Regions from separate parts of the Homo sapiens genome. Here regions 1, 2 and 3 are each linked to region 4. A link is a contact called in ENCODE Hi-C or POLR2A ChIA-PET data. All regions are on one chromosome and are shown on one strand. Each heading gives the region's core, a stretch centred on a gene start or an enhancer-like site at or near the end of the contact. The rest is flanking DNA. Distances are from core to core; before and after follow the strand shown.

What was found. A loop is a pair of places that touch in the nucleus more often than their neighbours do. ChIA-PET counts read pairs that join two places held with the same protein, here RNA polymerase II (POLR2A). Pooled maps may share reads with other maps.
Region 1: a map of naive thymus-derived CD4-positive, alpha-beta T cell shows a loop between it and region 4 (8-fold over the local background). The contact joins the promoter of DENR here to the promoter of PXN-AS1 in region 4. A Hi-C loop is called at or near these places in 1 of 168 maps with a recorded cell type or tissue (naive thymus-derived CD4-positive, alpha-beta T cell) and 4 of 50 pooled maps. POLR2A ChIA-PET finds 5 or more read pairs at or near these places in 1 of 52 experiments (CD4-positive, alpha-beta T cell).
Region 2: a loop to region 4 is called in a pooled map, with 10 times the contacts of the local background. The contact joins the promoter of ZCCHC8 here to the promoter of PXN-AS1 in region 4. A Hi-C loop is called at or near these places in 5 of 50 pooled maps. POLR2A ChIA-PET finds 5 or more read pairs at or near these places in 2 of 52 experiments (CD4-positive, alpha-beta T cell and naive thymus-derived CD8-positive, alpha-beta T cell).
Region 3: a pooled map shows a loop between it and region 4 (11-fold over the local background). The contact joins the promoter of OGFOD2 here to the promoter of PXN-AS1 in region 4. A Hi-C loop is called at or near these places in 5 of 50 pooled maps. POLR2A ChIA-PET finds 5 or more read pairs at or near these places in 2 of 52 experiments (H1 and activated B cell).

What each region holds. Positions count from the first base shown.
Region 1 is chr12:122,751,410-122,757,699 of GRCh38, reverse strand. DENR (density regulated re-initiation and release factor) reads right to left here and starts at 4,876. Exons shown (of 8, transcript NM_003677.5): 1 at 4,750-4,876; 2 at 3,893-4,007. The coding sequence starts at 3,998. RefSeq lists enhancers at 4,368-4,427, 5,519-6,290 and a silencer at 4,568-4,617.
Region 2 is chr12:122,496,757-122,502,793 of GRCh38, reverse strand. ZCCHC8 (zinc finger CCHC-type containing 8) reads left to right here and starts at 1,862. Exons shown (of 14, transcript NM_017612.5): 1 at 1,862-2,152; 2 at 3,925-3,967. The coding sequence starts at 1,954. RefSeq lists enhancers at 817-1,508, 1,444-1,623, 1,674-1,733, 1,934-2,013, 1,509-2,202 and 1 more and a silencer at 2,154-2,303.
Region 3 is chr12:122,973,446-122,976,678 of GRCh38, reverse strand. It overlaps OGFOD2 (2-oxoglutarate and iron dependent oxygenase domain containing 2), which reads right to left and starts at 1,435. Exons shown (of 7, transcript NM_001304833.2): 1 at 1,296-1,435; 2 at 812-868; 3 at 1-25. The coding sequence starts at 1,427. It also overlaps a transcript of ABCB9 not described here. RefSeq lists an enhancer at 1,531-1,990.
Region 4 is chr12:120,197,303-120,203,180 of GRCh38, reverse strand. It overlaps PXN-AS1 (PXN antisense RNA 1), which reads right to left and starts at 1,890. Exons shown (of 4, transcript NR_038924.1): 1 at 1,755-1,890. RPLP0 (ribosomal protein lateral stalk subunit P0) reads left to right here and starts at 2,070. Exons shown (of 8, transcript NM_001002.4): 1 at 2,070-2,098; 2 at 2,350-2,451; 3 at 3,696-3,871; 4 at 3,976-4,063; 5 at 4,181-4,327; 6 at 4,442-4,627; 7 at 5,719-5,859. The coding sequence starts at 2,398. RefSeq lists enhancers at 1,555-1,914, 2,315-2,384, 3,425-4,366, 4,486-4,985.

The sequences.
Region 1 (6,290 bases), core at 3,627-6,126, 2.6 Mb before region 4:
CACAATGAACTTCTATCCATGCCATTCTTTTCAGCAAACACCTATTCATCCTTCAAGACTCTGCTAAGTTTCCTTGAAGCTGATGTTATAATGGCTTGTCTTGGATTTTAATCCTGGCCCCACCACTTATACAATTGAGAAGCTTATCATCAATAAAACTGTAATATTTCAATTTTGAAGATTAAATATACAAACATAAAATCCACTCAATACTTTAACTTTCCCTTTTTTCAGTTCTCCCAAGTAGAACTGGTTGGTTCTTTATTCTCACTGCAGTCTGCTCACCCCTCTAGTATACAATTAGTACATTATAACTCACCTGTTAAAATGTTTGTCTTCCCAGTTAAGCTCAGTTTCCAGGAGATAATTATGTCTTATTTCTGTATATGGAGCACAATGCTTGCCACAGAGCAGATGCTTAAAACGTGTTTCCTAAATGAATTTGAGCTGCTCTCTGAAACCCCAGACTTTAGCTGAGAGCAAATTCTCTAATTTGCATCCTTCTTTTTGCAAAAGGGGAAAGGGAGGGAGGGGGAAGGAATGATAAGAAAAATGCCTATGTCACTATCGCTTCTATTTTTCTCTTTAATCAGTTGGGTATTCTATTGGAGGGTTTTCCCTCTTCTCTAAGCACTCCAGCAATACTAAATGTCTGTCAAAACTACATCCAGTTTATTTCTCCCATCTCCCTTGTCCTCAAATCTGATTAACTGCTTTATACTGTTCATCCTACCATAATTTATTTTTCAACCTCTCTTCCTCACTTATGCCACTCATTTAAATGCTCATTAATTTTGTCTAAAGTCTTATTATAGCCTGGCCAATAAGCCTGCCTCCCTCAATTGTTATCTTGCTGCCAGATTCATCTTCATGTAACTTCACTGCTCCAAAACTTTCAATGACTTACAATTATCTACAAATCAGGTGCCCCAGAACTTGGCCCCAAACCACGTTGCCATAATTTCCGGCTGCCCCTCTTCATGAATTCCACAATACAACCAAACTGTAACACTCGAAACTCCCTCCACACTACCCACTATTAAATACTTTCCTACCTCCACTCCTTTGCCTGGCAAGTCCAACCTTCAGCCCTTCTGTGCCTGCCTGAATGCAACCTTTCCTTCAAATCCCCATTTGGCTGTGGTTGCCTCTATGAAGTCTTCCCCTAATTTCCTACAAATCTCTCCCCTCCTGTACTGACACTGCAGCTATTAGTCCTTAATCTTTATTTCTTGTCTCTTTCTTCTTTTTTTTCTGGGATGGAGTTTTGCTCTCAAAGGCTGAGTGCAGTGGCACGATCTTGGCTCACTGCAATCTCCGCCTCCCAGGTTTAAGCGATTCTCCTGCCTCAGCCTCCCGAGTAGCTGGGATTACAGGCGCCTGCCACTATGCCCAGCTAATTTTTGTATTTTTAGTAGAGACAGGGTTTCACCATGTTGGCCAGGCTGGTCTTGAACTCCTGACCTCAGCTGATCCACCCACCTTGGCCTCCCAAAGTGCTTGGATTACAGGTGTGAGCCACCGCGCCTGGCCTATTTCTTGTCTCTTTCTTTCAGCATTCATCATCTTCCCTGTTAAGTTATATGTAGACAGACAGGGCCTCTGCCAATTTATATGCCTCCACAGAACTTAGCCGAGGACCTTATACATCAGAGATACTAGGTAAAAATTGTTTATAGTCTTTGTAAATTGTTGATTATGATGTGGACTCTATTAACAATGTCATCATACCTTCTTACCAAGCTGGCTAACAAAATCCACTACTTTTACAAAATGGTAATGTTAGAAATTAAAAGGTACAGTCTAATCCCATCTCCACTACTAGTTTCTTCAATTAAGCATAAGAATGTTTTTACATTAAGTGGAAGCCTGTACTGTTCTGGAGAGTGTTGACAAGGTAGAAAGGCACCTTTCAGTAGTTTCCACTTTAGTCCTAGTTCACTGACCCTCTGAGGTCACAGGGAATAGATCTTATCCTTTACTCACATAGGTTTCCAAATTTAAAGAGTTGTTTCACAGGTAATCATTATATAAAAATATAATAGGAATCTATATTCTGAGCATCTTGTTAAAATAAATGTATCAGTTTTTCTCACATCCTTAGTTTTGTTTTTTATTTTTGAGATGGGGTCTCGCACTGTTGCCCGGGTGGGAGTGCAATGGCGTGATCTCGGCTCACTGCAACCTCTGCCTCCCGGGTTCAAGTGATTCTCCTGCCTCAGCCTCCCAAGTAGCTGGGATTACAGGTGCCTGCCACCAGGCCTGGCTAAGTTTTTGTATTTTTAGTAGAGACGGGGTTTCACTATGTTGGCCAGGCTGGTCTTGAACTCCTGACCTCATGATCTGCCTGCCTCAGCCTCCCAAAGTGCTGGGATTACAAGTGTGAGCCACTGCGCCCGGCCCCTTAGTTTTAATTCATAATTACAGAAAAATAAAACAAGATTTCTAGAGACTGACATTTTCACTAAGCTTCCAAACTTCTCACCAACTAAGCAATTCTCTATGTGGTGAAATCTACCCAGTTCACCTCGTTCCAGGTACACCCCAAGAATCTTTCTGGCTTTTCTCTCTTTCTCCCTTAGAAAAGCTCATATACTGTCTCTCTCTGCTGCCAAATGCAGCATACTTGGATTCTTCCATTTGGAGAAACTCAAATTCACTGTATTGCAAGTCAGCCTATTATCTATCTCCAAATCTAATCTTTCTCAAAGTCATCATTTTTAGTGGTGTTCTGGTTTTTCAACTCTCTCAATTGTGAAATATCTTTTTCCTTTTTCACCATTAAACATTGTATCTTTTCTTTGATTAACCCTCTTTATTCACTTTTATACTGCTTACACTCTCAGCAAGGCACTTATTTACCTCAAACCTAGATTTCTGAAAGTGGCCTTCAAATTTGTGGGTTCTATTTCCTCCAAATAATGCAGCATATTAATCTCTTGTCACTTTATTTTCCTGCTCAAAAAATGATTAGGTTGGTGCAAAAGTAACTGCAGTTTTTGCCATTACTTTTAATGGCAAAAAGATATCATTTCTCCTTCTACGGTACTTAAATGTCAGATGTGGTCTCTACTGCAGTCACAGAATGTAAGGTCCACGTGAACAAGGATCTTCTGACTTATTCACTACTCAGGCCCCAGCACCTAAAACATCACTAGGCACACAGTAAGTTCTGAGAAATATTTACTGAAAAAATATTTACTTGCCCTTTTACTGTCCTGTATCTTCAGATTTTTCTGAAAGTTTCCAAGATGCGAATACATACAGCATTTACAATTCACAAATATTTCTATATTGAAAATGAAGAAAAACACTCGAAAGTGAAAAAGATCTTGATTAAACCTAATACATATATCATGATTCAAACCAAGAAGACTTTCCTCACTGTCCTACCACCCAACACTCCAACCTCACCTTCTCCCACTCCTTAACGGGCCACCCTCCCTATACGATACACCAGACAAACTCAAAGCTGCTCACTTCTTCACAGACAGCCATCAAGCTTTTTCTTACATAGTCGTGCGCTTTGTCTGGGACGCCGTTCCCCACCTTCTCATCCAGTCCTTGCCATCCTTAACTCATAATCTTCCAAGAAGCCCTCCTTTGACAGCTAGACTAGCATACACCTTGAGGACCTTCAGGCTGAAATAACCTAGTTGCACATCCTGTTACAAATGGACTGTAAGCTTCTTCAGGCAGAGTAGCCAGACACAAATCACCCAGGTGGGGAAACTCTGTTAATTCATGCCTCCTCCTCCCCAGGACTCCTCTCCCCCAGTACAAACTCACCAAATGAAAAGGATGGGGAAGAAAGCTTACCAAATGTCAAACTGTTATTACAATGCATAAAAGTATAGTGAGTAAAAGTCATTCTGTGGCTACCAACACTTGCCTCCACAATAAAGGACTCGAAGTGGGTAATCGGCATCTAACTTGGCACTGTTCCTTGGGTCTCCTTTGCAGTCAGCCCCGCTGGATTCAGAAATGTCAGCAGCCATTTCACAAACCTGTAAGCAAGGAAAATAACACACCCTCACTATTTTAGAATCAAGACCCCAGAAGAGCAGTGTTCCTCTCAACAGAAACCTCCCCACCCCAAAGCTGTTTCAAGTCTGTTGTTGAGTGGGGGATACAAGCTGCATTCGATTCATAAAATATGAGCAATCCCAGGCACAACATCTCCTTGCTCCACAGGTCTACAGGGAAGCAAGCAGCAAATGGACCATGAAGGATGGGGCAGAGGGACTCACTAGAGAAAAACAGGAAGCAATGGGGAAGGAAAGATGGGGTGAGTACCCACGGCAGACACGGAGCAAAAAGGTCTGAGGGTGATCTGGGAGGGATGCAAACTGCAGTGAGAGAAGGGCTACAAAGGCGCCGAATGGAGAGAGGCTGGAAGTGCCTAGGAACAAGGGGTGGGTCATCGGAGAAGCCCGGGGTGCAGGGTGTGGGGGCAACTAAACGCCATGAGAGGGGCCTGGGGAGTCTAAAAAGGGCATGGGAGGGGGCGGGGTAACCAGAGCGTAAGAAGGATGAGGAGAGAAAACGAGCGCAGAATGTAAGAGCACTGAGGGGACAAGGGCGACCAGGTCTGAGGCGAAGGAGCAACCCCGGGGACGCCAGAAGGGGCCCTTGTGGGCGGGGGTGTGGAGAGGCCCGGCCCGGCCCCCTTCCGCCAGGCAGCATCTCAGCTTCCCCCACACTCTCTACGAGCTTCTCGGGAGCGGGAGAAGCACTTGGGGTCGTTACCCAGGCGGTCGCACAGGCCCCGCCGGCTCCGCTCCCGCCGCTATCGCCAGCTGAACCAACACATGCAACTCGTCTCCCCGGCCAGGGCCGCCCGAGCGCCCGACCGCCAGCAGCGCTCCCGCGAGACAATGAGCCTTTATCGCGAGATTCCGGCCGCCGCTGGGCGGATGTCGCGAGAAGCCGGAAGACGGGGGCGGAGAAAAATTGCGGAGCGTGCGCCTTGCCCTCCGGTGGGGGGCGTGGCCAAGAGGCCGAGAGGCGGGCCGCCGGCAGGCGGTGCTCGTCACCCGTTGGAGAGGATGAATCCTCGAGATGGGCGTGCCGAAGGGAACGTGACTTGCAGACGCAGAGAGCGCACCTGAGTCACAAATGACTCCCTATTAATGAGTCCGAGGATCATCGCCTCGGTGTCTGCGGTGCATCCTGGAGTCCTGACTAACCTCCAGCTACTGCATAAATCACTCCCGTGCGGGGAGATTGCAGCCGGATAGAGCGTTTGGTCGCATTTTAACACCATGCACTGAATTAAAGGAAGGTGTTCTCCCTCCCTCCCTCCCTCCCTTCCTTCTTTCCTTCCTCTCTTCTTTTCTCTCTCTCTTCGCCGGATGGAGCGTTTGGTTGCGTTTTAACACCATACACTAAATTAAAGGAATTCTTTTTTCTTTCTTTTCTGTTCTTTCTTTTCTTTCTTCTTTCTCTTCTTTCTGTCTCTTTCTTCCCCTTCCCTCCCTCCCTCCCTTCCTTCCTTCTTTCCTTCCTTCCTCCCTCCCTTCCTTCCTTCCTCCCTCCCTTCCTTCATCCTTTTCTTTATGTTTTGACAGGGTCTCACTCTGTCACCTAGGCTGGATGGAGTGCAGTTGCACAAACACGGTTCACTGCAGCCTCGACCTCCCAAGTAGTTGGGAATACAGGCGCGCGTTACCACACCCAGCTAATTTTTAATTTGTTTATAGAGGTGGGGGAATCTCCCTATGCTGTCCAGGCTGGTCTCGAACTCCCGGACTCAAGGGATCCTCCCGCCTCCGCCTCCCAAAGTGCTGGGATTACAGGCGTGAGCCACCGCGCCCGGCCTACAATTTTTTTTAATGAAAAAAAGAAAAATGTAAGAGTATGGGAATATATGGGGAAAAGAAAGATCAGATTGTTACTGTGTCTGTGTAGAAAGAAGTAGACATAAGAGACTCCATTTTGTTCTGTGCTAAGAAAAATTCTTCTGCCTTGAGATGCTGTTAATCTGTAACCCTACCACCAACCCTGTGCTTCCTGAGACCTGTGCTGTGTCAACTGAGGGTTAAATGGATTAAGGGCTGTGCAGGATGTGCTTTGTTAAACAAATGCTTGAAGGCAGCATGCGCCTTAAGAATCATCACCACTCCCTAATCTCAAGTACCCAGAGACACAATACACTGCAGAAGGCCGCAGGGACCTCTTCCTAGGAAAGCCAGGTATTGTCCAAGGTTTCTCCTCATGTGATAGTCTGAAATATGGCCTCGTGGGAAGGGAAAGACCTGACCATTCCACAGCCCGACACCTGTAAAGGG
Region 2 (6,037 bases), core at 613-3,112, 2.3 Mb before region 4:
AGATTTTTCAGTGAAAGTAAACCTGGGAGGCGGAGGTTGCAGTGAGCCGAGATCATGCCACTGCACTCCAGCCTGGGTGACACAGTGAGACTCTGTCTCAAAAAATAAAATTTCAAAAAAAAAAAATTTAAATGGCCAGGCACAGTGGGTCATTCCTGTAATCCCAGTATTTAGGGAGGCAGAGGCAGGAGGATAGCTTTAGCTCAGAAGTTCAAGACCTACCTGGGCAATATAGGGAGATCCTGTTGTCCACAAAAAGAAAAAAAAAATGTTAAAATGTGTAAGTGACTTCCCAATGTTGTAAACGGAAAGAGGCTTCCTTAAGGGCCTTTGAGCACTGACCTAGCAGTGTTCCAACCTCATCTTGCTCCACTCTGCCTTTTCACTCAACATGGTGGTCCTTACACCTAAGACACTCTTCCATCCTCCCACCCCCAACTTTGCCGATCCTTAAAGTCTCACTTCCTCACTTTACTGACTCCCACAGACTAGGGTGTTTGTTAAATATTCATAACTTCCTGTGTTTTTCACCTTTTTTTTTTTTTTTTTTTTTTTGAGACAGAGTCTTGCTCTGTCGCCCAAGCTGGAGTGCAGTGGCACGATTTCGGCTCACTGCAACCTCTGCCTCCCGGGTTCAAGCGATTCTCCTTCCTCAACCTCCTGAGTAGCTGGGATTACAGGCGTGTGCCACTACGCCTGGCTAATTTTTGTATTTTTAGTAGAGACAGGGTTTCTCCATGTTGGTCATGCTCGTCTTGAATTTCTGACCTCGTGATCCACCTGCCTCGGCCTCCCAAAGTGCTGGGGTTGCAGATGTGAGCCACCGCCCCCGGCCCACATTTCTTTGTGTGATCAATATCCATCAACAACCATCTCGACCCAAGAACAGGAACATTTATAATTATGGGGTTTTTGTTGCTTTTTGTGGACTACAGCCTTCGTGAGAGGAGGAATTACTCTATTGTGGTTACTCTTGTAACCATACTCAGGTCCTAGACAAGTGCCTGGCCCATCGAAGGTGTAAGTAAATAATGTGATTGAATGACAGAAAGCCTCAACAGACAAATAGTTGAGTCTAGCTAATCTTACATTAAAAACGAAGCAAGCTCAATAAACTAATCTACAACAGTCATCTCTGTAGCAAAGCTGGAGTTTCTTATTCTCTTTTATGTTTATTTTTATTCAGTTCCCTTTCAGGCTATGGAGTTCCTTATTCTCTGGTGTGGCACGCACACCAGAATCTGTGAGAAGCTATGCGTCGTGCTCTGATTTTTCACCCTTAGTTGCCTAACAGGAACATCCCATACTGGTTTTTGTTTTTCTTTTTCTTTTTGAGACAGGGTCTTGCTTTGTCTCCCAGGCTGGTGTGCAGTGGCGCCATCTGGGCTCAATGCAGCCTCGACCTCTTGGGCTCAAACCCTCCCGCCTCAGCTTGCCGAGTACTTGGGACTACAATCGCCCAGCTAATTTTTATATTTTTTTGTAGTGTCTGGGTCTCGCTCTGTTGCCCAGGGTGGTCTCCAACTCCTGGGCTCACGTGATCCTCCCACCTCTGCCTCCCGAGTAGTTGGTATTACAGGTGTGAGCCACCCCGCCCTGCCCCCAGATTGCTTTAGCGCATTCTGACCTACTCCAGCTTTCTTCACATTTCAAAAAGCACCAATCCCAGGATGCAATGCAGACAATGAGTACCAGTCGCTTAGAAACCACACGTCCCAGCATGCCGTCCTCCGGGCAATCGCAAGCCCGATAGGCCCCGCTGCATTCCGGGAGTTGTAGTCTCTAGCGACTGGCCCCGCCCCGTGTGCAGCTTTCGCGGCCTGCGTCTGGAGAAAACCCTAGCGGGTGGCTCCGTGCGGCCAGAGCTCTAGAGAGTGGTGCCGCCTTCCAACCTTCTTCCCCAAGCCCTGGTGGCCGGCTCCGCCTCTTCTCGAATCTTTTCCACAGCCCAAAATGGCCGCAGAGGTGTATTTTGGCGATCTAGAGCTCTTCGAGCCGTTCGACCACCCAGAGGAGTCGATTCCGAAGCCCGTTCACACTCGCTTCAAGGACGACGACGGCGACGAGGAGGACGAAAATGGGGTCGGCGACGCGGAGCTACGGGAGCGGCTTCGGCAGTGCGAGGAGACCATCGAGCAGCTCCGCGCCGAGAATATCCTTTCCTCTCGCTGGGCCCTGTCACCCGGGTGTGGGGCCGGGGCAGCGCCAGGCGTGGGGCCGGGGCAGCGCCGGGCGAGGGCGAGGGCGCGGGCGGAAGTTCCAGGAGGGCCAGAATTCCAAGTGCTTTCTGTCACCCGCCGGCGGACCGAGAGTCTAGGGTTCGGGGCGCGCAGGCTGCCTCGGCGCAGACCTCTTCCCCTCAGGGAGGCCGTCTCCTGACCAGACCCACTCCTGCCTCCCACCCGGGTGCCGTGTTTAGGGTTATTTTAGGCTGCTCACCTGACAGATTGTACACAAGCCCTTAATTGCCCCCCTCTGTTTGAGGTCGTGGTGAGGTTTCATATTTCGCAGCCACGCTCAAATTGTGCCGTCATGTTACAGTTGTAGGTGATGAAATACCGGCTGCTTAGACGCGGGATCGGTTTTTATACCGGGGCAAACGCTAGTGGTCCCAGAATGCAGAGTTGGGGGCCTCAAGGAATCCGGGTGTGCTGAGATAATTGGTTAATTGCTTGATTAAAATTGGGGATTAATTTTAGAGTTCTTCCACTCGGAGCTCGCTTCTGTGCTGAAGATGCTTTGCAACGCCTTGAGGAAAACGCGCCAAAGAAGTTTCTGTTAGACTTGAGTTACAAGATTGCAGATTTTTCTTGATTTGCTAGTATGTTTTTTTTTACGTTCGTAGAGTTTTATAGGTAGATAGATAACTTTGGTTCGGGTAGTTTTCCTTTTAAAATTTGTAGAGAACTGAAAGTGGCTGATATGTTAGCTTTTTTAGGGGGACGGGGTCGGGGAATGGAGTCTCAGTCTGTTGCCCAGGCTGGAGTGCAGTGGCGCGATCTCGGCTCACTGCAACCTCCGCCTCCCGGGTTCAAGCGATTCTCCTGCCTCAGCCTCCCGAATAGCTGGGATTACAGGCGCCCGCCACGGCGCCCAGTCAGTATATCAGTTTTTAAGGTTTGTGAAGCGCGATTTATTTTTTCAGAATGTCGTCTTCCTCCACATTGTGAGGAAAATTTTCAGAATACAAAAAGTTGAGGCCGGGCGCTGTGGCTCAAGCCTGTAATCCCAGCACTTTGGGAGGCCGAGGCGGGTGGATCATGAGGTCAGGAGGATCATGAGGATCAGGTGGATCATGAGGATCAGGAGGTCAGCCTGGCCAACATGGTGAAACCCCGTCTCTACTAAAAATACAAAATTAGCCGGGCGTGGTGGCGCGTGCTTGTAATCCCAGCTACTCAGGAGGCTGAGGCAGGAGAATCCCTTGAACCTGGGAGGCGGAGGTTGCAGTGAGCCAAGATCACACCATTGCACTCCAGCCTGGGCGACAGGGTGAGACTGTGTCTCAAAAAAAAAAAAAAAAAGTTGAAAGGATTCTACAGTGGACATCCATAGATTTATTCCAAATTCTAAAGTTGTTAACAGCTCGTTATACTGCATTCTCTTTATCACATAGTGGTTGTTGAAAGGTTTGACAGGAACACTGATGCTTCAATAATGGTTTTGGTTCAGTTTGTTAGTCTGTTGAACTTCAGGATCGTGTCTTAGAATATATGTTCGAAAGGATAAAAACCGTACTTTAATTTTGGGTTTCAAAAGCCTACCCCTGCAACAAAATAGAAGCTCAATAAGTGTGTCATCCTCAAAATATCCGTGGGTCTTTTGTCTTTATAATATTCTGACACCAAAAGTGAGAGAAGTAGTAGTTGAATTTTATGATTTGCATTGTTAAATGAGGGCTTATCTTCCTTAACAAATAATAACATCAAGAACTTAAACGAAAATTGAACATTCTGACTCGACCGAGGTATGAGATTTTTGAAATTACTCCATAGTTGTCCCTTATTATTTATCCTGATATTAATATTTAATCAGAATTTCGTTGTAAAAAGTGTATGGGATTTTTGTATCATTTTTATTTGTTTAGCATACTCTGAAGAAATCAAAGTAATAGTTATTTAATTGTGGGGATAAGGTCTGAATTCTCATAAGTGGATTAAAATTGTAAGCTCATTTATTGGATGAAAGGATGAAACAAAATCCAGAAAATGTTTACTTAATGTTCAGAATAGGCAAGTTGTTAACCTAGCTATTCCTATTTAACAAACATTTCTAGAAAGTTAGAATTAAGATTACAATATTGGCTGGGTCTGGTGGCTCATGCCTGTAATTCCAGCACCTAAAAAAAAAAATTATAGTATAATGGGCCAGGGGCAGTGGCTCACGCCTGTAATCCCAGCACTTTGGGAGGCCGAGGTGGGCGGATCAACTGAGGTCAGTTCGAGAGCAGCCTGGGCAACGTGGTGAAACGCTGTCTCTACTAAAATTACAAAAATAAGCTGGACGTGGTGGGCGCCTGTAATCCCAGCTACTTGGGAGGCTAAGGCAGGAAAATCCCTTGAACCCGGGAGGTAGAGGTTGCAGTGAGCTGAGAGTGACAAGAGCGAAACTCCGTCTGAAAAAAAAAAAAAAAAAGATTACAGTATTACTCTAGCTGAAGATTTATTTACATAGTTAAAATGTGTTCATAAATAGAACAATGAAAGAATCAGCATTTTAGAAGAAAAAGTAATGTGCTTTTGAAAAAGATAAAGTGTGTAGATTTGCATTTAGGCATCTGATTTTATGTTTTTGTTTTTGTTTGAGACAAGATCTCACTCTGTCACTCAGGCTGGTGTACAGTGTTGCAATTATAGCTCACTGAAACCTTGATCCTCCCGCCTCAGCCTCCCAAATAGCTGGGACTACAGGCAGACACCACCACACCCAGCTACTTTTTTTTTTTCTGATAGAGTCAGGGTCTTGCTGTGTTACTCAAGCTGGTCTCAAACTCCTGGCCTGAAGTGATCCTTCTGCCTAGGCCTCCCAAAGTGCTGGAATTACAGGGATGAGCCACCATGCCCAGCCTAGGCACCTAACTTTAACAGAGATATTACTGGTATCTCAAAATATATATTTATTTAACAGGTCACTAATCTAAAGTATTTGTTAAAGTACAGATTATGAGAAATTATATTTTCAAGCTTTCAGAATTTGGAGGTGCCATGATGTAATTTCACATGCACTTTTTTATTATATTTTTTAATTTTTTTGAGACAGAGTGTTACTCTGTTTCCCAGGCTAGACTGCAGTGGTACTATCTCAGCTCACTGCAACCTTCACCTCCCGGGTTCAAGCAATTCTCCTGCCTCAGCCTCCCGAATAGCTGGGATTACAGGTGCCCACTACCACACTCGGCTAATTTTTATATATTTAGTAGAGATGGGGCTTCACCATGTTGGCCAGGCTGGTCTCGAACTCCTGGCCTCGAGTGATCTGTCCACCTCAACCTCCCAAAGTGCTGGAATTAACAGGCATGAGCCACTGCACCTGGCCTCACATGAACTTTTTAGTCCCTGGCACCAGTTGGAATAACTGGCTGCAGTGGTGACTACAGGTTTAAATTTTAGAATTTAGAAATATTTCAGATTTTTTTTTTTTGAGATGGAGTCTCGCTCTGTCGCCCAGGCTGGAGTGCAGTGGCATGACCTCGGCTCACTGCAGCCTCCACCTCCTGGGTTCAAGCGATTCTGCTTTCTCCTGCCTCAGCCTCCTGAGTAGCTGGGACTACAGGTGCCTGCCACCAGGCCCGGCTAATTTATTTGTATTTTTAGTAGAGATGGGGTTTCACCGTGTTGGCCAGGATGGTCTTGATCTCCTGACATCATGATCTGCCCGCCTCGGCTTCCCAAAGTGCTGGGATTACAGGCAGGAGCCACCGCACCCGGCCAATATTTCAAATTAACTTCCTCATATCTCACCCTTTTTTCTCTATGTGAGCTAACTTTGTGTATCTAAACTCATTTTTGGCTGGGCACAATGGCTCACACCTGTAATC
Region 3 (3,233 bases), core at 186-2,685, 2.8 Mb before region 4:
GCCGCCGCTCCACCTCCTGCTCAAGCTGGGGTGGCACAGGGTTGTTACCAGGTGGGGCCTCCCATCCTCCTGAGGCCACTGTACAGATGAAGAAACTGAAGCCCAGAACGCCAGACAGGGCCCAGGCTGGAAGCCAAGTCTAGCCTACACTCCTGAATCTATCTGGGTCAACTGCAAGTTCCAGACTGTTAGCTGAAAGGGACTTCTAGAAGGGGACCCATCCTGTTTCAGGCTGCCCCAACCTGAGCCTAGCTGGGATGAGAACCCCTAGATGTACCTCAACCATCTGGGCCCACACAGGGACAGGAGACAGTCATGGCCAAGTCCTGTGTTCCAGAGGTTGCTGAGGACTCTCCTGGGAAGCTTCCCACCACTGACTCCAGGGGAAGGAGGAGGAGGGAGTGGGGCAGCAGCCCTGGCAGCAGCCTGCGGGGTATATGGTAAGGTGTGAGGAGCCCAGGGGCCTGGAAGCTGTGGCTGGGATCACATCTGCTCCTGCTGTAAAAGCTTGGGCAAGGGATCCCTCTTTAAGCCTCAGCTTCTCAATCCAAAATGAGAGTGGTGCTTGTGCTTATCTCACAGAGCTGTTAAGAACGGCATGACTAGGCAACTTAGCAACTTAGCATTTCCCCTTCTCTCTCCTGGTGCCAAGACTCAGGTGTGGAGGGATGAGTGGGGGGCAGGAAGGAGGAAAGTGAGGGCCTAAGTGACCCTTCAGGGATCAGGGACTGAGGCTAGGCTCAAGCTGTGTCCTCAAGCTGCGGACACAAATCTAACGAGGAGGAGCTGTGCAGGGGCAGGGGACTGGTACCTCTGCTAACAGCTGCTGGAAGTCCTTGGCGCTAACACAGCCTCGGCTGCGCAGGATCTGGGAGCAGAAAGAACACTGAGCATGACTGTATGACCTGAGGAAATCCCTTCACTCTCTAAGCCTCAGTTTCCCCTGCTTAAAATGGGGAGAGGAGCCCCGACCTCAAAGGATCATGGAGAGAATGAACTGCGGAACCCTGTCAAGCTCAGGACAGGGCTCCGGGCTGGTGTTGCTGTGAGGCGGCAAGCTGAGCCCGGCCCTGTCCTAAGCACCCTACATGCTTGTTCATTCCTTCCTCACAATCTCACAGGGAGATACTATTACCCCTTTACGGTGAGAAAACCGAGGCAGAGAGAGGCCGTCATTCTTGTATTTGAAGATACGGTGCGCGGCGTGCGCAAAGCAAACGACCCTGGGGACGAACTTCCCTCCTCCACTACCCCTCTCTGCCCACTGCTCCGTAGGGACGACAGCGGCCACTCACCGGGCCGTAGTCCCGGCGCAGCTGCTGCTCGCCTCGGAAGCGCACGTGCAGCCCATAGCGCGCCACGTACAAGTTATCGGTGCAGAAGCAGGCGCAGCGGCAGAAGTGCCGCGGAGCCCCCACCGTCGCCATAGTGAAGCACCCACAGCCCTACCAGCTTCCGTAGAGAGACTTCGGGCACGCCCCCAACCGCGGGAGGCGCGGAACCAGCGGCCAAGGGGCCGCTCTAAGTTCCCAAGGGCGGAAAAGGACGAAGACGCACCTCGCCAGGAAACGGTCTGCGGAGAAAGATGCTCCTGGGCCGGGTTGGGACCGGCGGCCTCCTCGTTCCGCCTCCCAGTTTTCCCACTACGAGGCAGGGACTAATGGCTCCACTTTACAGACAGCTGAACTGGGTCGTGCCTTCACAGGACGGGGAGAGGAAGGGACTCGGAGCCCCAAGGCCTTTGACTTAAACGCCGACCCACCCCCCGCCGTCTGCCCGGAGCTCGTGGAGAACCAGCCGAGCTGAGGACAGTTTAAAGAGCTCGGAGGTCCGACTAGTTCCCGCTGGTGCTTCAATCATCCAGCCCTGTACGTTTCAGTTTGGATTTAGCATCTACCCCGGGTCCCTGCCTGGCGCTTCCGGTCCCTCCGCCACAGTCTGTTGGATTACCTCAGATTGCCCCAGTGAGTGTCTCCACCAAAACGCTCCGTCTCGCATTACTTCCGGTGGCGTTCCCAATGGACGCGGGAGGGCGGGGTCAGGTGTGGGAGGGCGACGGGGCGTGGTCTCACCGCAGCCAACAAATGACAACTCTTGCAGACCGAGCCTCTTCTCTCCCCGGACCTTTGCTCAGGAATCTACCAGCATTAAACCTTTGAGCTAGGTACTATTATATCACCGTCTTACAGATGAGGAAACTGAGACCCAGAGAGGCACAGGGACCCGCCGCAGGTCACACATCCAGTAAGGGGCAAATATGGCGTTTGAACCCTACAGAGTTCCCCAGTTAACCACCACAGGGCTTCTGGGAGTGGTGGAAGTATGTGGGATTTGGGGTTTTCTCGTGCAGAGCTGCCCGGCCCGAGAAGGTGTTTAACGTTTTACAGTCGTCTTGATTGCCCAGTGATAGTGAGAGGCCCTGCTATCTAGGAAAGGATCCATTTCCCCAGATCAATGTTCATTACCCGCCTAACTGCCCTTTTTCCCCAGGAGGCCCAGGGCAGGTCGGCTCCCCAGCCACCCACCAGGCAGGCCTGGCACATGCAGCACCCCACCCCACCCTCACCCCCTCTCCGTTTGCAGCAGTTTGCAAGATGAGTGTGTTGTACCTATCAGTTTATTTATTTGTTTATTTACTTTTTGAGATAGAGTTTCACCCAGGCTGGAGTGCAGTGGCGCGATCTCCGCTCACTGCAACCTCTGCCTCCCGGATTCAAGCAGTTTTCCTGCCTCAGCCTCCCGAATAGCTGGGATTATCGGCAGGCGCCACCACGCCCAGCTAATTTTTTTGTTTTTTGTTTGTTTGTTTGTTTGTTTTGAGACGGAGTCTTGCTCTGTCGCCCAGGCTGGAGTGCAGTGGCACGATCTCGGCTCACTGTAAGCTCTGCCTCCCGGGTTCACGCCATTCTCCTGGCTCAGCCTCCCGAGTAGCTGGGACTACAGGCGCCCGCCACCACACCCGGCTAATTTTTTATGTTTTTAGTAGAGACGGGGTTTCACCGTGTTAGCCAGGATGGTCTTGATCTCCTGACCTCGTGGTCCCCCTGCCTCGGCCTCCCAAAGTTTTTGTTTTTTTTTTTTTTTTTTTTTTTTTTTTTTTCTTTTTTTGAGACGGAGTCTCGCTCTGTCGCCCAGGCCGGACTGCGGACTGCAGTGGCGCAATCTCGGCTCACTGCAAGCTCCGCTTCCCGGGTTCACGCCATTCTCCTGCCTCAGCCTCCCGAGTAGCTGGG
Region 4 (5,878 bases), core at 641-3,140:
TGCTCTGTCACCTAGGCTGGAGTACAGTGGCGCAATCTCAGCTCACTGCAACCTCTGCCTCCTGGGCTCAAGCAATTCTCCTGCCTCAGCCTCCCAAGTAGCTGGAATTACAGGAGCCCGCCACCACTCCTGGCTAACTTTTGGTATTTTTTAGTAGAGACGGGGTTTCACTGTGTTAGCCAGGATGGTCTGGATCTCCTGACCTCGTGATCTGCCCACCTCAGCCTCCCAAAGTGCTGGGATTACAGGCATGAGCCCCCGCACCCGGCCTACTTCTGACAGTTTTATGGTGTGTGATATAGGATATAACATGATGTATGAAGCTCTTTGTAATAATTTTTAATTTTGAAATAGCTGATTCTTTGGGGATCATTTAATACATAATTCCATAGGTTTCAGTGAAAAAAAAAAAAAAAAAGAGATCTCAGGGTTGGGCAAGGTGTCTCATTCTTGTAATCCCAGCAATTTAGGAGGCCAGGGTGGGAGGATTGCTTGAGCCCAGAAGTTTGACATCAGCCTAGGCAACATGGCAAGACCCCATCTATACAAAAAGTACAAAAAATTAGCTTGGCGTGGTGGTGTGTGCCTGTAGTCCTAGCTACTTGGGAGGCTGAGGTGGGAGGATCACTTCAGCCTGGGAGGTCAAGTCTGCAATGAACTGAGATTGCTCCACTACACTCTAGCCTGGGCAACGGAGTGAGACTGCTTCTCAAAAAAAAAAAAAAAAAAAAAAAAAAAAAAAAAAGATTTGATGGAGGTGAATTATTCTATGGATGTTTGTTGGCTAGTTTTCTAGGAAGAGGGAATGGCTAATGCAAAAGCCCCCAAGTAAAGCCTGCTCTGGAAAAGCAGCAGAGCATCATCTGGGTAGAAAGCAAGTAAGTGAGGAGGAAAACATCTGAGATGATCAGAGTGGGCGTGAGGGACAGATAGGTAAGGGCCTTGTAGGTACTTTAGGTTTTAGATTTTTACTCTGTAGGAAACGGAAAGTTTTAAGCAGATAAGGAGATGAGCTGACTTAGGTTTTTTTTTTTTTTTTTTTTTTTTTGAGATGGAGTCCCTCTCTGTCACCCAGGCTAGAGTGCAATGGTGTGATCTTAGCTCACTGCAGAGCTCACAGCTCCCGGGTTCAAGCGATTCTTCTGCCTCGGCCTCCTGAGTAGCTGGGATTACGGGCATGCGCCACCCCACCTGGCTAATTTTTGTATTTTTAGTAGAGACGGGGTTTTGCCATGTTGGCCAGGCTAGTCTCGAACTCCTGACCTCAGGTGATCCACCCGCCTCGTCCTCCCGAAGTGCTGGGAGTATAGGCGTGAGCCACCGCGCCCGGCCAGGTTTTAAAGGATCCCTCTGTTTTGGTAGGCGGAAAAACTAGAGAAGACGAGAGACCATTCTGAGGCCGGGCGCGGCGGGTCACGCCTGTAATCCCAGCACTTTGGGAGGCCGAGGCGGGCAGATCACGAGGTCAGGAGATCGAGACCATCCTGGAGAACATGATGAAACCCCGTCTCTACTAAAAATACAAAAAAAAAATTAGCCGAGCACGGTGGCGGGCGCCTGTAGTCCCAGCTACTCCGGAGGCTGAGGCAGGAGAATGGCGTGAACCCGGGAGGCGGAGCTTGCAGTCAGCCGAGATGGCGCCACTGCGCTCCAGCCTGGGCGACAGAGCGACACTCCGTCTCAAAAAAAAAAAAAAAAAGAGAAACCATTCTGTTTCTAAGCATGTGCAATTATGTCTCAGCTCCACGTCATACCTTTTAGTTTGCTGAGCTCGCCAGGTGGCACAGGGAACCGGGACTCCGAATTCGCAGCTCCAGCTCCAGCTCCAGCCCAGCAGGTGGCAGCAGCTCAGAGCAAGCTCCTCCAACGCGAGGCAGCGCCTTCCTTCGCGACCCTACTTAAAGGCGGCTTTCCGTTGGCTGGAGTGGCAGCGATATTATCCAATGGTTGCCTGTATTCGTTCAGCTTTGTCTGACGGGCGATGGCGCAGCCAATAGACAGGAGCGCTATCCGCGGTTTCTGATTGGCTACTTTGTTCGCATTATAAAAGGCACGCGCGGGCGCGAGGCCCTTCTCTCGCCAGGCGTCCTCGTGGAAGGTTCGTGTGCTAGTTAGATGGGCGCCAGGGGTCGCCGGCGGGAAGCATGGAGGGGTCTTTGGGGGCCTTTGGGAACATGGAGTCCTATTCTGTTCCGCCTGGGGCCTCGGTGGCGGCTTGCACGCCCCGAGATGACGGCCGCTGCCCTAGGCAGGGCCGGCGGGCGATTGCGCGTGTCCTGCTCCTCTTAGGCCCGGGACCGCGGGATGGGTGTCGGCGTGACCAGGCCTGAGCTCCCTGTCTCTCCTCAGTGACATCGTCTTTAAACCCTGCGTGGCAATCCCTGACGCACCGCCGTGATGCCCAGGGAAGACAGGGCGACCTGGAAGTCCAACTACTTCCTTAAGATCATCGTAAGTGCAGGGTGGGTCGCCTCTGCTCTTCATGTTGCCCCAGCGCAAATAGGGACAGTCAGCTGCTATGTGCTGAGGGTCTACTCACACCGGCTACTGAATTAGGCCATTTTTGGGAAAATACTGTTTAGTTAACAATTTCCTGAGATAGGTCCCTTCTGTTGCAGATAAACGGGCTCAGGCAAGTTAAGTGGGTCCTAAGATGACAGCATTCGTATCCAGGTCTGTCTGGCTTCTAAAAGAGCGCGCTTTATACTTTTTTTTTTTTAAACGGAGTCTCGCTCTGTTGTCCAGGCTGGAGTGCAGTGGCTTGATCTTGGCTTACTGCAACCTCCGCTTCCCAGGTTCAAGCGATTCTCCTGCTTCAGCCTCCCGAGTAGCTGGGATTACAGGGGCGCGACACCACACCCAGCTAATTTTTGTATTTTCAATAGAGACAGGGATTCACCATGTTGGCCAGGATGGTCTCGATCTCTTGACTTCATGATCCACCTTCCTCGGCCTCCCTAAGTGCTAGGATTACAGGTGTGAGCCACCGCGCCCGGCCGCACATTACAGTTTTACTCCATTTTTGAGAAGGTCTGAGGTCAGGAATGACTCATTGTAAGGAAGCAAGCTGTTGCATATTTAGGACCTGTCAGCCAAGAAACTTAAGTGTCCAATGACTTTTGGATGGCCTTTGAGGTGGGTCTCCCTTGCCCAGAAATGCTGACTGTACTGCGCTTAAGCAATTAGGCAGCATTGTAGAGCATAGCTTGTATTACATTTTCCCACACTTAGAAGGTTTTCAGACACAAAACCCAAAGGAATTGTGTAACAATCCGGATAAACACGCCTAGATTGTTTTTACAAATAATAATGTTGCTATATTTGCTTAACGTGGTGCTTTTAATGCTGTGAATCTAGCCCTCCTCTTGACCAACTTACTTGGAACATTCCTTTTTTATCCTGTTAACCATTTTAGTGAATCAGAAGCATGCCTGGTAATTGGGAAAAATTAAAAACTAAGTAAAAAAAGAAAAAACTCCTTGATTGAATGTAGAAACCTAATTTTCAGCGTTCATACCCAGCTAGCCAATCATCCAGTTTGGCAGTGTTACAACGTAGCTCCCAATCTCCCTCTGACTTCAAAAGCTTAGAAGAAAGGGAGTGGGATGGAAACAAATTGTGGGGTTCAGTTTCTTCTGGCATTTTTTCCCTCTCTCTTCCTGTTAAACTTGGCTCCTCTGGCTTGTTTTTTGTAGCAACTATTGGATGATTATCCGAAATGTTTCATTGTGGGAGCAGACAATGTGGGCTCCAAGCAGATGCAGCAGATCCGCATGTCCCTTCGCGGGAAGGCTGTGGTGCTGATGGGCAAGAACACCATGATGCGCAAGGCCATCCGAGGGCACCTGGAAAACAACCCAGCTCTGGAGAAGTCAGTTCCCCTGGCAGTTTTGTCCTTTCTCCCCAGTGCCCGTCTCCCTCTTCCTGGAGAATGGTGCTGAAAGGTGATTGTCTCCCATAAACTTCTCTTTGCAGACTGCTGCCTCATATCCGGGGGAATGTGGGCTTTGTGTTCACCAAGGAGGACCTCACTGAGATCAGGGACATGTTGCTGGCCAATAAGGTAAGGGGACAATTGGGTTGGCTAAAGAGACTTTGTTGTTGCTCCTTAAAGCAAAATGGACCATTCTCAGGTTGTGTGAGTGGAGAGGCTTTTCTCACTGTTTGTTGTCTTTGTCAGGTGCCAGCTGCTGCCCGTGCTGGTGCCATTGCCCCATGTGAAGTCACTGTGCCAGCCCAGAACACTGGTCTCGGGCCCGAGAAGACCTCCTTTTTCCAGGCTTTAGGTATCACCACTAAAATCTCCAGGGGCACCATTGAAATCCTGGTGAGTGGACCTGGTTTGCCTGTGCTAACCAGGCAAATGGGGAGCTGCTTTTAGTGGCCATGGATCTGCTGGTTGTCCAACAGGTGTTTACTGCCCCACTATTATCTGGTTCAGAGTGATGTGCAGCTGATCAAGACTGGAGACAAAGTGGGAGCCAGCGAAGCCACGCTGCTGAACATGCTCAACATCTCCCCCTTCTCCTTTGGGCTGGTCATCCAGCAGGTGTTCGACAATGGCAGCATCTACAACCCTGAAGTGCTTGATATCACAGAGGAAACTCTGCATTCTCGCTTCCTGGAGGTATATGCTGTCAGCCTTGCCCCCTCTTACACTGATGGTTGAGAGCATGACAAGGTTCAGACTGAGTCCCTGTAACCAAGGACTGTGTTTTCATCTGTCTACCTACCTCATCTGTAAAATGTCAGTAACAACATAAGATTGTTGAAGGATTTTTTTTTTTTTTTTTTGGAGACAGAGTCTTGCTGTGTCGCCCAGGCTGGAGTGCAGTGGCACAATCTCCCGGCTCACTGCAAGCTCCGCCTCCGGGTTCACACCATTCTCCTGCCTCAGCCTCCTGAGTAGCTGGGACTACAGGCACCCGCCACTACGCCCGGCTAATTTTTTTGTATTTTTAGGTTTCACCGCGTTAGCCAGGATGGTGTCGATCTCCTGACCTCGTGATCCGCCCAACTCGGCCTCCCAAAGTGCTGGGATTACAGGCATGAGCCACCACGCCTGGCCAAAGGATTTAATGAATTAATGGATGTACAGTGCTGGGGCTGTTATTCTAGGGCCTGCATTGAGACTCACATTTTGCCATCAAAAGCCTTTTAAGAGGTGGAGGTTGCGGTGAGCTGACATGGTGCCACTGCACTCCGGCCTGAGTGACAGAGTGAGACTCTGTCTCACAAAAAAAATAATGCCCTTTAAATAATGAATAATAGTGATAGAAAATGTCATTTCTTGGACAAATGAAAAATTGAAATTAATGTATATAATTAGATATTATTAGCTACTCTTAGGTAGCTTCATTTGTTGAAAGTTTGACAAGTGAATGAAGTTCACATCTGGAAATCGTTGAACATTTTTCGTTCATGGAACTCAATGGCTACGTTAGTCGTTTATGCTTTTCACTGTTGTGGTAGGGGCTTTGGAAGTAAATGCCATCAACAATGGATACAGAAGACCTGGATTTGGAATAAGGGCAAAATTTATTTGATGGGGCTGAATTGCTCTGCCAGGAGCATTTGGTATGAGATGAAATGGCCTCTCTTGAGACTGAGCTGCCAACCTGGCAATTATTGTCTGCTAAGGGTTCTCTTTATTCACCCTTACTTGGACTTCCTTTCCTGTAGGGAATCTCACGTAAAATGAAATCTTCCCTCCCCCAGGGTGTCCGCAATGTTGCCAGTGTCTGTCTGCAGATTGGCTACCCAACTGTTGCATCAGTACCCCATTCTATCATCAACGGGTACAAACGAGTCCTGGCCTTGTCTGTGGAGACGGATTACACCTTCCCACTTGCTGAAAAGGTAAAAGGATCCCACCAGG